Regions from separate parts of the Homo sapiens genome. Here regions 2 and 3 are each linked to region 1. Evidence: chromatin contacts called from ENCODE Hi-C data. All regions are on one chromosome and are shown on one strand. The core of a region is the stretch at or near the end of the contact, and the rest is flanking DNA. Distances in the headings are between cores, read along the strand shown. Region 1 holds the start of CD2AP-DT (CD2AP divergent transcript). Region 2 holds the start of GSTA4 (glutathione S-transferase alpha 4). Region 3 holds the start of LRRC1 (leucine rich repeat containing 1).

Region 1 (3,951 bases), core at 1,387-3,886:
ATCATTTGAAAATGAAAATCACCACCGCCAGCACTGGCAGTGTTCTAAGCACTTTACAAGTAGTAACTCATTCAATCCTCCTAACAACCTATGAGGTTGATATTTTATTCCATTTATAGATTGAGAAACTGAAGCACAGAGAAGTAATGTGCTCAGTCACACAGCCAGTAGGTAGAAGAGAATTTGACCTCAAGTAGTCTCTGTCCAGAGCCCATGCTTTTAACTCTCTAGCTGTACCACCTAAACTTAAGAACCACCATTTAATAGGCATCCAAATTATCTTACACACAAAAAAAATTTCAGATTTTTTCATTTTGTGACAAATTAGATAAAATATCATGTAAATATTTTAGGCTGCATCTAAAATCATAAGAAAAAAGGATGGCTGGTAAAACCAAATAAATGAGATTTATATTAAAGAGCAAACTCCCTTTAAGTGAACTTGGGAATTTTATTATTACATGACCAATAAACTTAAAGAATATATATATTGATATGGAAATGTTTCACAAACACTTTACAAAAACTTAACCACAAATGCCCTCAGTAACATACCTTCAAAACACATTCTAAGTAGTCGAGAGTATACCAACATTGATATCCAAGTCTATATGAAAACTCACCTAAACAGAACACAACAAATAAATCACAAAGAAAAAGCCTCTGGACAATCAAAATAGGTATTCCAATGTCCAAGTATTGGTACACATTTACTTTTCTCCAGAGACGACCTCACACACTAAGTAACGGCCTACTGATTTTTCCCCTATGCAGAATCACAAACCTGAATATGATTTCCACACTTCTAAAAAAAAATTAGAAAAGGAAAGATGATGGGGGACACTAATCAGTTACAAGCACATCCAAAAGCAAAGCAAAAAAAAAAAGTATTTAAATAATTTCAAAATGCGAACAAATATTATTTAGAATTTAGCTCAAAAGCCCTATATGCAAAACAAGACTGCATCCCCAGGTCATCCAAAGTAGTTTAATTTTATTCTGCATCCCATTTAAGACAGAAAAGAACTGTGTAATTAACTTTAGTATTATCTTAATCCAAAGCAGTTAAAGTGATTTTATAATTTCATACTTAAAAGAATATGCCCACAATTGCCCTGCAAGCTCAACTAATCAATTATAAAATAATTCATTTGAAAATTCCAAATAGCAAATGTTTTATTTCACTGTTTTTGAGCTCAAGAGCACTTTTGAGTATGAAAGTTACCTGAAAGGAGGGAGGTGGAGAAGGGAACATAAAATTAGAAAAGTCTAAGAAAACAGAGGATAGCTAGGCGAGTGTCTATAAACAATATGCTCAAAACATCCCCCACAAAGCAAAGTGTGGACAGAGGGTGCCACATCAGCAGTAGTCTGTATTCGTCCTGCTTCTAAATCATTTGTTAATTACATGAATTATTCATTTCGGTGATCGTTTGTTGATATGAAGCAGTACCAACTCTCAACTGCAAAAAGTGATAGGGTCCTCCTGATTTGCTCTACAAAAATCAAACTTGGGTTTACTCTTACAGAACACGTTCTGCCTTATAGAGACACAGGGTGTTTTGTTTTTTGTAAGCTATTCTTAAGTTGCTTTTAATTTTTAAAGGATTGAGGGAGTTAGTTTAATGCCTAGCCCACACCGAACTTTGTTATCAAAAGAAATTGTTACACCACTTAACAAAACTCCTTTTCAACCCGGACTGCCACACATTCTGCCTTCTCTAACTTCAAACAAAACTATAAAGCACATAGTAAATAACATATAAGGCCTTGTATTTTTCTCTCCTCCGGCAAGGAAGTCTAACTCCAAACAGGAAACTGCTCCTCAAAGGATCCAACACTGAAGTCCAAACCCAGTCCTCGGGAGCACACTGAATGCTTAGGTGCCAACACACTTGCCTAGGTAGAACCCGAGTAAAACAAATACTCAAGCTTTCCTGTCCTTGAGGCACCCCTTGCGAGTTTCAGCAGGAAAAAAAAAAAGTTTTTGAACAAATTTATCTCTCTCCTTAAACGTATTCAAAGCCTCGCAGAAAATAAAGAAGTTGAAAGTGCTACTTTATCAAGTTTTTCGATCGCCCTCCCCCATCCCACGAGGAGGGGGAGGGAAGCAAGGGGATGAGGAAGGGAAGGAAGGTCAGGTCTGATTTTAGCTGGGCAAGGGGTTAGCAGAGGTGGCCAGGCGCCCCCGCCCCCCATCCCGCACCTTTCTGGTGAACAGGAAAAGAGGCGGAGAAGGGAGAGCGAGGGAAAGCACCCGCGAGCTCTCCCACCAGTTTCTCCGTGAGAAGAGCAAGGTGGAAGGCAGGGCAAGAAGGGGCGGTGGGGAGAATGGAGAGGGTGGGGTGCTGCCGCTCAGGGGCTGACCGCAGTCGCCTCCCCAGAAGGCCGAGAAAGGGCACAGCCTCCCCGGGTCTGGAAGGTCCGGACGGGCGGCGGGAAGCGCCCGAGTCTCTTACCCATGCTGGGGGCTCCCGCGGGGAGAAGCCGACGTCCGCTCCTCCTCCTCCTCCTCCAGTGGTGGCTCGCGCGGCCGCTCCCGCGGCTGGAGGCGGGACCCGCGCTCCGCGCTAGCCCCTCCTGAGCTCAGGCGGGGCGAAGAGTCGCCTCCATCCGCCCGCGGCGCTCTCCTACCAGTCTCTTCAGCGCGGCCCTCGAGGCAGAGGCAAAGGCGGCGACAGCTCCTCACCCCTGGCCTCCCCAGGAGCCACGGCGGCGGGAGGGCCCTACCCCGCCCGCCCGACCGCGGTTTTCCCACCCTGGCCGCTCCCGCAGTGGGGAGGGACCCACCGGTTTGCCCAGACCCTCGGCTCCAACCCCGAGCGCCCGCCTAGCCTCGGAGCCCGCCCCTCGCCTCTTCCTTAGCACTCGCAGTTAGAAAAGGCGACACCGTAGACTAAGGTGGGGACCCAGACAGAGGCCGAGAAGGTGCGGGGAGCTGGGACCGGGAGGAGGCAAATCTCGCGAGAACGCCCTCGTTCTCCCCGCCCCACCCCGCCCCGTCGCGTTCGGGCTCTCTCCCGGTCCCCACGGCTGCTGCCAGGTGCGGTGACGTCACGGCCGGGGGTCGCGCGCCGACCGCGTCCAGGTGCAGCGAGCGGATGAGGAAGCGGTGCAGAGGAGCTTGGGCTCGCTCTCCCCCCGGAGGCTCGGAACAGCTTGGGCGGGCGTTTGGTCTGGTTTGTCGCCTCAGATGGATCAAAAGGTTTCTGCTGATAGGCAAAGTTGCCCCACTTTCCGCGGCGGCGACGCGGAGTTACTTTCTGCAGCGAAGCAGCCTCGAGGACCTTAAAGGGAAAAGGCGGACAGAAGGAGGGCGAGCGCACTTGATTTCGACCTTTAAGGGAGGCCCAGATGCTGCCAGGCCCCTCAGTTTACCTTGCGAAGTTACTTACGGATCAGCAGCATTTGGTCTTCGTCGGGTGAGGGAGAAACCTAGGCATCAAATAAATTCTGTTTCACAGATTCCTTTAGTCTCTTGTCAGCTGAATGCAACTTTATAATTTGCTTTTTTTCTTTTTAAAGTATAATTTGAGTTGTTACTTGATCGAGAGAAAAATAGGCATCATGATTTGAAATACTGCCAGGCATTTTTTCTAGCGTCAATGTGAAGGAGGGCATAGGATTACTATAGTCAGTCAAACATGAGCTTGGTAGTTACGAAGAAGTATAATTATTTCAGCAAGCTTTTTTTCCCCCTTCTGTTTAAGTAGACCCAATTCCAGGGCAGATGTGTGTGTGAGCGTTTGTTGAACGCCAACTATTGTGCCTAGTGCTTTTTCAAGAAATTTTGTAATTCTCAGTCATCCAGCACTGAAACTGACTTGCCCTTTGGATCCAGGCAGACATGGGTCCTTGAAACTCAGCACAGCCATTTACTTTTTGTGGGACCTTGGATAAATTAACCTGTCTGAACTTCAATTTCTTGAGTATGTTCAAACAAATCTTGCA
Region 2 (4,055 bases), core at 1,264-3,763, 5.5 Mb before region 1:
TTGTCTTTTCGGTTTTTTTTTTATAGGGAGTCTTACTTTCTCGCCCAGCTTGTACTGCAGGGGCGTGATCACGGCTCACTGCAACCTCCGCCTTCCAGGTTCAAGCGATTCTCCCGCCTCAGCCTCCTGAATAGCTGGGACTACAGGAACAGGCCACCACGCCCGACTAATTTTGTATTTTTAGTGGAAACAGGGTTTCACCATGTTGGCCACGCTGGTCTTGAACTCCTGACCTCAGGTGATCCGCCCGCCTCAGCCTCTCAAAGTGCTGGGATTACAGGCGTGAGCCACTGCGCCCAGCCCTCAATGGCTTTTTCAACTGTCTAGTGGGTATTTCCAGCTGGATGGTTCATAGCAACAAAAGACAAGTCAACCCATTTTCCCCAAACTTTGTCTTCCTTCTCCGCTCTTTATGGAACTAGAAACCAAAGCATTGCTCATTCATTCATTCAACAAGTGTTCTCTGAATACCTACTCTATACTAACCAGGATGTACAAAAGGAAAACCAAAAGCGCAAAAATCCTCGATCTCGTGGAATTTACATTCTAGGAATCTACAGACAAATAAATAAAAAAGTCCTGTTAGATGACAATACATGTTATTAAAAAAAAGACAAGAAGTGTGTGTGTGTGTGTGTGTGTGTGTGTGTGTGTGTGTGTGTGTGTGTGTGTGTGTTGGACAGGGCATCATTCTAGACTTTTCTTCCTCCTCCCTTCCCTTTGATCTGATTAGCAATTGCTTTACCACCTACCTCCTTAGTATTTCACCTTTTCTTACTCATATTCTTCAAACTCATGGTGCTACTTTAATTTACACAGACACAAGAGGTTTCTTTCTCTACCCCTACTACCCCAATTCATTCGCCTCACTTTGGCCAGAGAAACCTATTGAAAATAAAATCTGATCATGTTAGCGGCTGCAATTGTTCAGCACCCAGGCTTGTCAAGCAAGGTACTCTCGAGCGCCCCCGTGGGTGAAGAAAATAACAACATCTATAGCCTGAGAAATAGCAGAAGCTGCCTCTAAAAACAAAATTTATTTTCGAAGGCATATATTTCAAACTTTGAAATCCATGTGAATTTTGCAATTGTTCCATAATATAGCCCTGATAGTTTTAATATATTTTTAATGTTTTAACTAACTTGCCAGCCAAATTATTCTTTTAGCACCACCCCCAACTCCAAAGACCCCCTTCCAAACAGGTGCTGACTTGAGACCGTGACTATAGAGCACTTGTCTCTAAAATGTACAAAATGAAGAGAAATCTCAAGATGTCCCACTGAGATGAAGAAAGAAAGAAGAAAATATGTATGTTTGTATACATGTATACATGTATATATATGTATACACAAAATTAGAAAAGTTAGGGTCTACTGTATAAATTAAATAAGCGTTGACAGTGCTTTTGATTTTAATCTGTATGTGGTACTTTGCCTGCTTAACACCCTTATGTGGATTTCCTGACGGACTTGACATTCCTGTCAGGAAAGCATTGCGTACTTGCTGATTAAAAAGCATCTAAGGGCCGGGAGCGGTGGCTCACGCCTGCAATCCCAGCACGAGGCAGGAGGATCACCTGACGTCAGGAGTTCAAGACCACCCTGGTCAACATGGCGAAACCCCGTCTTTACTAAAAATAGAAAAATTAGCCGGGCATGGTGGCGCGCGCCTGTAATCCCAGCTACTCGGGAGGCTGAGTCAGGAGAATCGCTTGAACCCGGGAGGTGGAGGTTACAGTGAGCCGAGATCCGTCTCAAAAATAAAAAATAAATAATGAAAAAAATTAAAAATTTAAAAATTAAAAAACATTTAAAAAAGCATCTAACTTAGATGGGTAATGGGTCAAAAGAAAGGCAGACTGCCACATGCAGCGCCTCATTTGGATGTGTCTGGAGTCTTGGAAGCTTGACTACCCTACGTTCTCCTACAAATGGACCTTGAGAGCTTGTTTGGAGGTTCTAGCAGGGGAGCGCAGCTACTCGTATACCCTTGACCGAAGACCGGTCCTCCTCTATCGGGGATGGTCGTCCTCTTCGACCGAGCGCGCAGCTTCGGGAGGGACGCACATGGAGCGGTGAGGGAGGAAGGGGACACCCGCCTAGCCAGCCAGATCAGCCGAATCAACCCTGGCGATCAATGGGGTGACAGATGTCGCAGCCAGATCGCCCTCACATCCGAGGTACCCAAGCGGCGCACAAGCTATATAAACCTGAAGGAAGTCTCAACTTTACACTTAGGTCAAGTTGCTTATCGTACTAGAGCTTCAGCAGGAAATTTAACTAAAATCTAATTTAACCAGCATAGCAAATATCATTTATTCCCAAAATGCTAAAGTTTGAGATAAACGGACTTGATTTCCGGCTGTTTTGACACTATCCAGAATGCCTTGCAGATGGGTGGGGCATGCTAAATACTGCAGTCTCCATTGGTGAGGTCGTCCCGGAGCCTCGCCCAGCTCCCGCGCGCTAGAGCCGCCTGCTGGTCTCACCCAGCCGGGACCGCTGACCTGGCGCTTTGTGCGGCTCCAGGCCTCCGAGTGGACTCCAGGTCTGTCTCCCTCCTGCGGTCGCCCCCTTCCTCGCCCTTTCTCTCTTCTTTTTTTTCCCTCCCCTTTACTCTCTGAGTCTCACTCTCGCATTCTTCCCTCACTCCCCCAGTTCAGTCCTTCTCTTGTCTTTTCTTCCTCTTGTCCTTTGTCCTCCTGCTCCATCCAGTCTGGGCAGAGGTGGGCCCCTTGGCTGGAGCTGGGGTCCTTCTTGGCTCAGTGTGCGTATTTTTTTTTAAACCCCTTCTGCGGAGTCTGAATGCATTGGTGGAAGGTGGGCTCGGATCGTCCCCGGGCCTGGCTGGGCTGCCGCTACGCCCCTGCATGGGCTGAGCGGGGAAGACGAGCATGGGAGAGTGCGATCTCAGATGGCCAAGCCCTGGCCCCCGGCTCGTTTTACAAGGCCGGGGGCTCATCTCCCTGTAGGGGTGGTGGACACGCGGGACCCGGGGGGCGCAGCCACCGCATGCGTGACGGTGGACGCACATTTTGCAGACAGTAGTAGTACTCGGCCTGTTCACCTTCCAGTTGCCGTGATAATAAAATATGATGATGTATGTAAAAGCATGAATACTTGAAGAGCTTCCAGTGGCTGTGCGATTTTCCTTCGCTACCCTCTTCAACGCCTGCCACCCCCTATCCCCCAGCTGAATTTGGAAAATCTGAGATTCTCGAGGTCAAAATATATAATATTCTGAATTTGTGAAATCCCGTACTGCTAGCACATATGTTTTTACAACAAATGGCCCCAGCTTCCCAAGATCCAGGATAAGAAGTCATAAATAGAAATCATATAAAAGCCAAGGTTTTTTTCTCCATGTTTTAAAATGGTGGTTTTTTTTTCTTGAGTGAGGGAAAATGCAGCAACAAAAATAAAGAACAGTTTCCCGTGCCAAAATCCTGAATATTCATTTCGCCCCTGAGCACTGGGTTGAAGACGCGAAATTGGGACTGTTGGTCTGCGACGAGCTGCTGCATTTGTATTTCAGAAAGCCTGAAAAGCTATCATGGCAGCAAGGCCCAAGCTCCACTATCCCAACGGAAGAGGCCGGATGGAGTCCGTGAGATGGGTTTTAGCTGCCGCCGGAGTCGAGGTACCTTATATGCTGTTTCTTCACGGATTTGTCATACAGCTTTTGAGACCTTTGAAAGAAAAATACGTTTTGAAGCACCGTTCAGTTCTAGTTCTCGTCCACCAAAATCACAGGCACGCTTCACTGAGTCAGATACCATCCCTGAAGGGATTTTTCTTTATAATTAGAACGTAGTTGATGGAATTCTATTTTCCTTTTGACTTTTACTTAATTATTGGCTTCTGATCTAGCACCAGTGAATATTTATTAATAAGAAGAAAGGAAATTTACCTGAAAATTGTCAGTTACTCTGAGCTCTTATTAATTATGCATTCTCAGGGTAAATTTCTTGTTTTCTTCAGTGGCTTCAAACTGGCAGCCTTGGTATCTTGCTTACATATGTGTGTGTGTCTGTTTTTGTTTTCGTTCTGTTCTT
Region 3 (3,982 bases), core at 313-2,812, 6.3 Mb before region 1:
GTCATTCTAACAAGTCAGAACACTTGACTAGTGTTTCTGTGACAATGATTTGGCTTGTGTTAACTAAAGGGCAACAAGAAGTTTGCGTTCCAAAGCTCAGGCCTAAAACAGGTCCAATCCCCGACTGCCAGCAGTCTCCCTACTTCCTGCACACCTTTGGATTATTGCACACCGACTTCCTGCACACACCTGGGTTTGAGACACCTTCCCCGAGGGGTTACTCTAGCTAAGTTCCCGAGGCAAGCTTGAAAGAAGTTCGCTGTACCCCTACTCTCGGTCAAAGCACCATCAGCACATGTCGCTTGACAAGTTCGGCGGCAATGGAGTGATCAATTTACATAAACAACTCTGAAGAGATAACGCATCACTGCAAGGAGAGAAAGTCAGCAGGACGACTGTGCCCGCTCCGGGAAAGGCGGCTGCAAGGCTGGCCCGCGGGCAGAGCCTCCGCTGACGTTCACCGCAGCTCCCACCACGCAACAGGTCCACGTAGGCAAGGCCCGGGCGGCCGGCATCTGGGCACCTGCCCCTAGCGCTCCAGGCCCAGCTCTCCCCTGCGCCCATCTCGCGTCCACCCCCGCAGCCACCGCAGGCCAGCCGGCCAAGCCCACCCGCGATAAAGCACGGAGCACATTCCTCATTCCTCCCAAGATGCCGAGATAGTGCGGCCCGCTTGAGCGCTGCCCAGGTCACAAGGTCCTCCGGGACATGCCTTGACTAAAGGAGAGGCGCGCCCGGCCCTTGGTGGGGGAACGACCCCGGGGAGTGGAGGGGGGGAGGATGCAGTGCTCTGTAGCTTCCAGATGGAAACAGCCCGAATCACCCGGCTTCTCACCTGACCGGGCACAAGTGCCAGGTGTCAGTACCTAGCATGGATCTAAGTTACTTAACAGTCCAGAACGCTTCTCCAATAGCACGAGCCCCAGTGACTACGCGCAAAATATCCGGTCACTTTGAATAAAATGAAAAGGAACTTTTACTGGGAAAGGATGGAAGTAAAGAGACAGGGGGAGAAAGAAGCAGGTGAATGCATAAAAGAGGGAAGGTTCCTTCACGCCGGACCCGGAGATGGAAGAGGGGACGAGAGAGGATGGGAGCGGAAGGGACAGCAGACGAGCGGGCAGAGCGCTCAGGTGAGGCCGGACCCTTACCTCGGGCAGCTCGCGGAGCTGGTTGGCGTCCAGCAGCAGCTCCTCCAGGCTCCGGGCATAGCGGTAGATCTCCTCGGGGACGTAGACCAGCGAGCAGTGGCGCTTGTCGATGCTCTCCACATGACGGTTGCACCGCCACAGGGGGATGCAGTGGAACATCGCCGCCCCCGCCGCCGCCTAGCCGGGTCCCGAGCGGCGGAGACCCGGGCTCCGAGCCCGCTCTGGCCGGCGGCTCCGCTCAGTCCGCTGCCCTCTCCGCGCTCGTTGTTGGCTCTTGGGTTAGCTCGCTTCTCGCGCCGGGCTTCGCGGTCGGAAGTGCTTCAAGGAACCTGGAGCGGGAGCCCCTGCCCCGTCCCTGTACCCCCGCCCGCCAGCCGGTGCCTCCACTCCCACCCGCCAGTCGCCGTCGCCGCCCCCGCCGCCGCGCGGAGCTTCCTACTCGCAGCCGCCGCGCGGACTGAGCATGCGCGCCAGTGGGTGCGCGCCGAGGGCGTTTCCCGGCCCGAGGGATGCTCCGCTCCGGGTTTTCCCGGCGACCTGCATCCAGAGAGGGTCGACTGACCTGCGGGCCGGCTGCTGGCGGTCTGCTTACTCCGGCAAAGACGGGGGCGCATCGGGCCGTTTGAGGAAGGCAGACTGTGAAAGGACTTGGGACAAAGATGAGGCGGAGTAGAGGCGGCCTGAGCAGAGCAGAACAACTTTGATATTTAGTTTTATTTAACTCGCACTCCTCTCCTTGCTCCCCTTCCCCAAAACAACTTTCTCTTCCGGGGTCACACAGGACCGCCCCAAAGCGTACCTTGCGCGCCGGGGGCGCCAGGCGCTACTGGATTCGGTGTAGTTTTGAGGTGTTTGCACCACCCTCGCTGCTGCTTTCGTGGCTGCCCGTGTGCCCGCTGCTCACGGCTGCCCCAGAAGTGTGAGCTGGCCGCGCCCGGCCCTCTGGTCCTCGGGCACCGCCTGCAGGCTTTGTAACTTGGGAGCACATCTCTGGTGATCATGGTTTATGCAGTGAGTGATAGTAAATCCTCCTCCCTGTACCAGCAAAGGCATAGGAGTCTGAGAGTCTGCGAGATTCTCATAGATGTGGTTGCACCTGGCAAGGAGCCCAGCTGCAGAAATAAGCAGGCAAACGCGAGTTTCTGAGCCAGTTCCAGCCCGGCCCAGATGTTGGCCCCTGACAACTAGCTGTGGCTGGTGCGGAGGGAGGAGCGAGGGAAGAGGGGCAGATCGAGGCTGCCAGGTGAGCATCCTCCATACAGCTCCTGCTTTTCTGCTACAACCCCAGTCCCGTCCAGCCCGGATGACCGGGGAGGCTCACTATTGGGTTATAACAACCATTCCCTCGCCCCGACTCATTCCTGCGGACCACGGCCGGAATCCTGAACTGCCCCTCTTTGCCTGTAACTGTTTGCAACACAGTCCCCATCTCCGAATAACCAAATTTTCTCCTTTAATGAAGGGTTGCTAAAGTCAAGGTCAATCACAATGATGAATCATTTCCTTGGGGGCTTCTCTGATTCCCCACCCGGCCGCCCCTTCGTTCCACACTTTCCCTTTCAAGCATACTCAAACTCCAGGTTTCCACCTGCGGCCGCTGCCACGCTGGCTCTCCCACACTCACTCCCGCCCTCCAGCTGCTATAGCTAAAATCTGGAGCCACGGAGTTCACTTTTCTATAGAAGACAAAGCTGAGCATGCTCAGTGGCCAAGGCAAAGTTTGGTCGGAAACTAGTTTTTGCATTAGACTCTCCATGGGCTCCATAGACTCTCCTGTACCTTACGACTAGGCACAGGAGCGTTTCCCCGGTGAAATGGAGAAGAGGACACTTGGTCTTTTCAACTTTACTAGGAGGGCTCCTTTCTTCCCAGTCCGTAAGGAGGGGTCTGACTTTCATTTCCACCCCAGCATTATCACCTTAACTCTCATTCCAGTCAATCCCGAAACTCCGTTGCCCTACCCACTTCACCCTTCTTTTGTTTGTCCTGATTTGATTCCTGCGTTCTCACAGAGGGCTACCTGGACTTTGAACCTCCACCCCCCTTTCTACATTCTTGCATTCCAGAAACATATGAAGCTCATTTCTGCCACCCTTCCTAGAAAACTGGTTCCTGACAGAGACATGTGGAAAGGTAAGTAAGTCCCTGTCTTCAAGTTTTCCAACTGCTTTTTAAAAAAAAAATTAAAGAAGGCTAGTTCCCTCCATTTAAAATAATGTGATTTCCAGAGGTTATCACACTAGATTATTTTAACGAACACCAAATGTATTTTAAAGACGTGTCCAGTCTTTTAAAAATTCAGACCTCAATAAGCATTCCTTGTGTGCCTCTCCATGATGCTTCAGCTTCTCTGTGTTATTATTTTTGTATCACCTTAATCCGAAAGAGATTATGACCTCTTAAACAACAGATACTGTCTCACTTGCTTTGTAGATCTGGGAAGCTGCCACAGTGCCATATGCACAGTCAATGATCAACAGTTTTTGTTGATTTAATTCTATGGGTAGTCACTGGGAGAATTCTTGACTTTCCTTGTTTCCAATAATCTGCCAAGAATTTGAAACAGCGTAGTAAGAGAGAAAAAATGAAACAACACCTTGTCAACTACAGAATAGGGAAGCAATTAACTTTTTACTCACCTGAAGAATTTTAGGGTTTCCCGCCTGATAAAACATCTAGTTTCTTCCGCCACATACAAATGAGTTTGACTCAATTTAAACAAAGTTTAAAAAGACCACCTAAATCACTTTATTCTTAGAATAATGTAATTCTTTTATTCATTTGTACTGTGAACCATGTTTTCACAGCCTTTGAGCTAAAGAGATCTGTGT

The links. Hi-C counts contacts between places; a loop is a spot of excess contacts on that map. Pooled maps may share reads with other maps.
Region 2: a pooled map shows a loop between it and region 1 (7-fold over the local background). The contact joins the promoter of GSTA4 here to the promoter of CD2AP-DT in region 1. A Hi-C loop is called at or near these places in 6 of 50 pooled maps.
Region 3: a pooled map shows a loop between it and region 1 (10-fold over the local background). The contact joins the promoter of LRRC1 here to the promoter of CD2AP-DT in region 1. A Hi-C loop is called at or near these places in 5 of 50 pooled maps.

What each region holds. Positions count from the first base shown.
Region 1 is chr6:47,476,757-47,480,707 of GRCh38, reverse strand. CD2AP-DT (CD2AP divergent transcript) reads left to right here and starts at 2,636. Exons shown (of 1, transcript NR_187257.1): 1 at 2,636-3,465. CD2AP (CD2 associated protein) reads right to left here and starts at 2,919. Exons shown (of 18, transcript NM_012120.3): 1 at 2,460-2,919. The coding sequence starts at 2,463. RefSeq lists an enhancer at 1,635-2,361 and a silencer at 2,648-3,157.
Region 2 is chr6:52,993,742-52,997,796 of GRCh38, reverse strand. It overlaps GSTA4 (glutathione S-transferase alpha 4), which reads left to right and starts at 2,513. Exons shown (of 7, transcript NM_001512.4): 1 at 2,513-2,548; 2 at 3,536-3,640. The coding sequence starts at 3,554. It overlaps RN7SK (RNA component of 7SK nuclear ribonucleoprotein), which reads right to left and starts at 2,177; the gene lies at 1,846-2,177. RefSeq lists silencers at 1,940-2,029, 2,361-2,592 and an enhancer at 2,190-2,409.
Region 3 is chr6:53,792,585-53,796,566 of GRCh38, reverse strand. LRRC1 (leucine rich repeat containing 1) reads right to left here and starts at 1,562. Exons shown (of 14, transcript NM_018214.5): 1 at 1,152-1,562. The coding sequence starts at 1,310. LOC124901333 (a long non-coding RNA gene) reads left to right here and starts at 2,892. Exons shown (of 5, transcript XR_007059619.1): 1 at 2,892-3,026; 2 at 3,218-3,284. RefSeq lists an enhancer at 778-1,490 and silencers at 1,457-1,696, 2,742-2,871.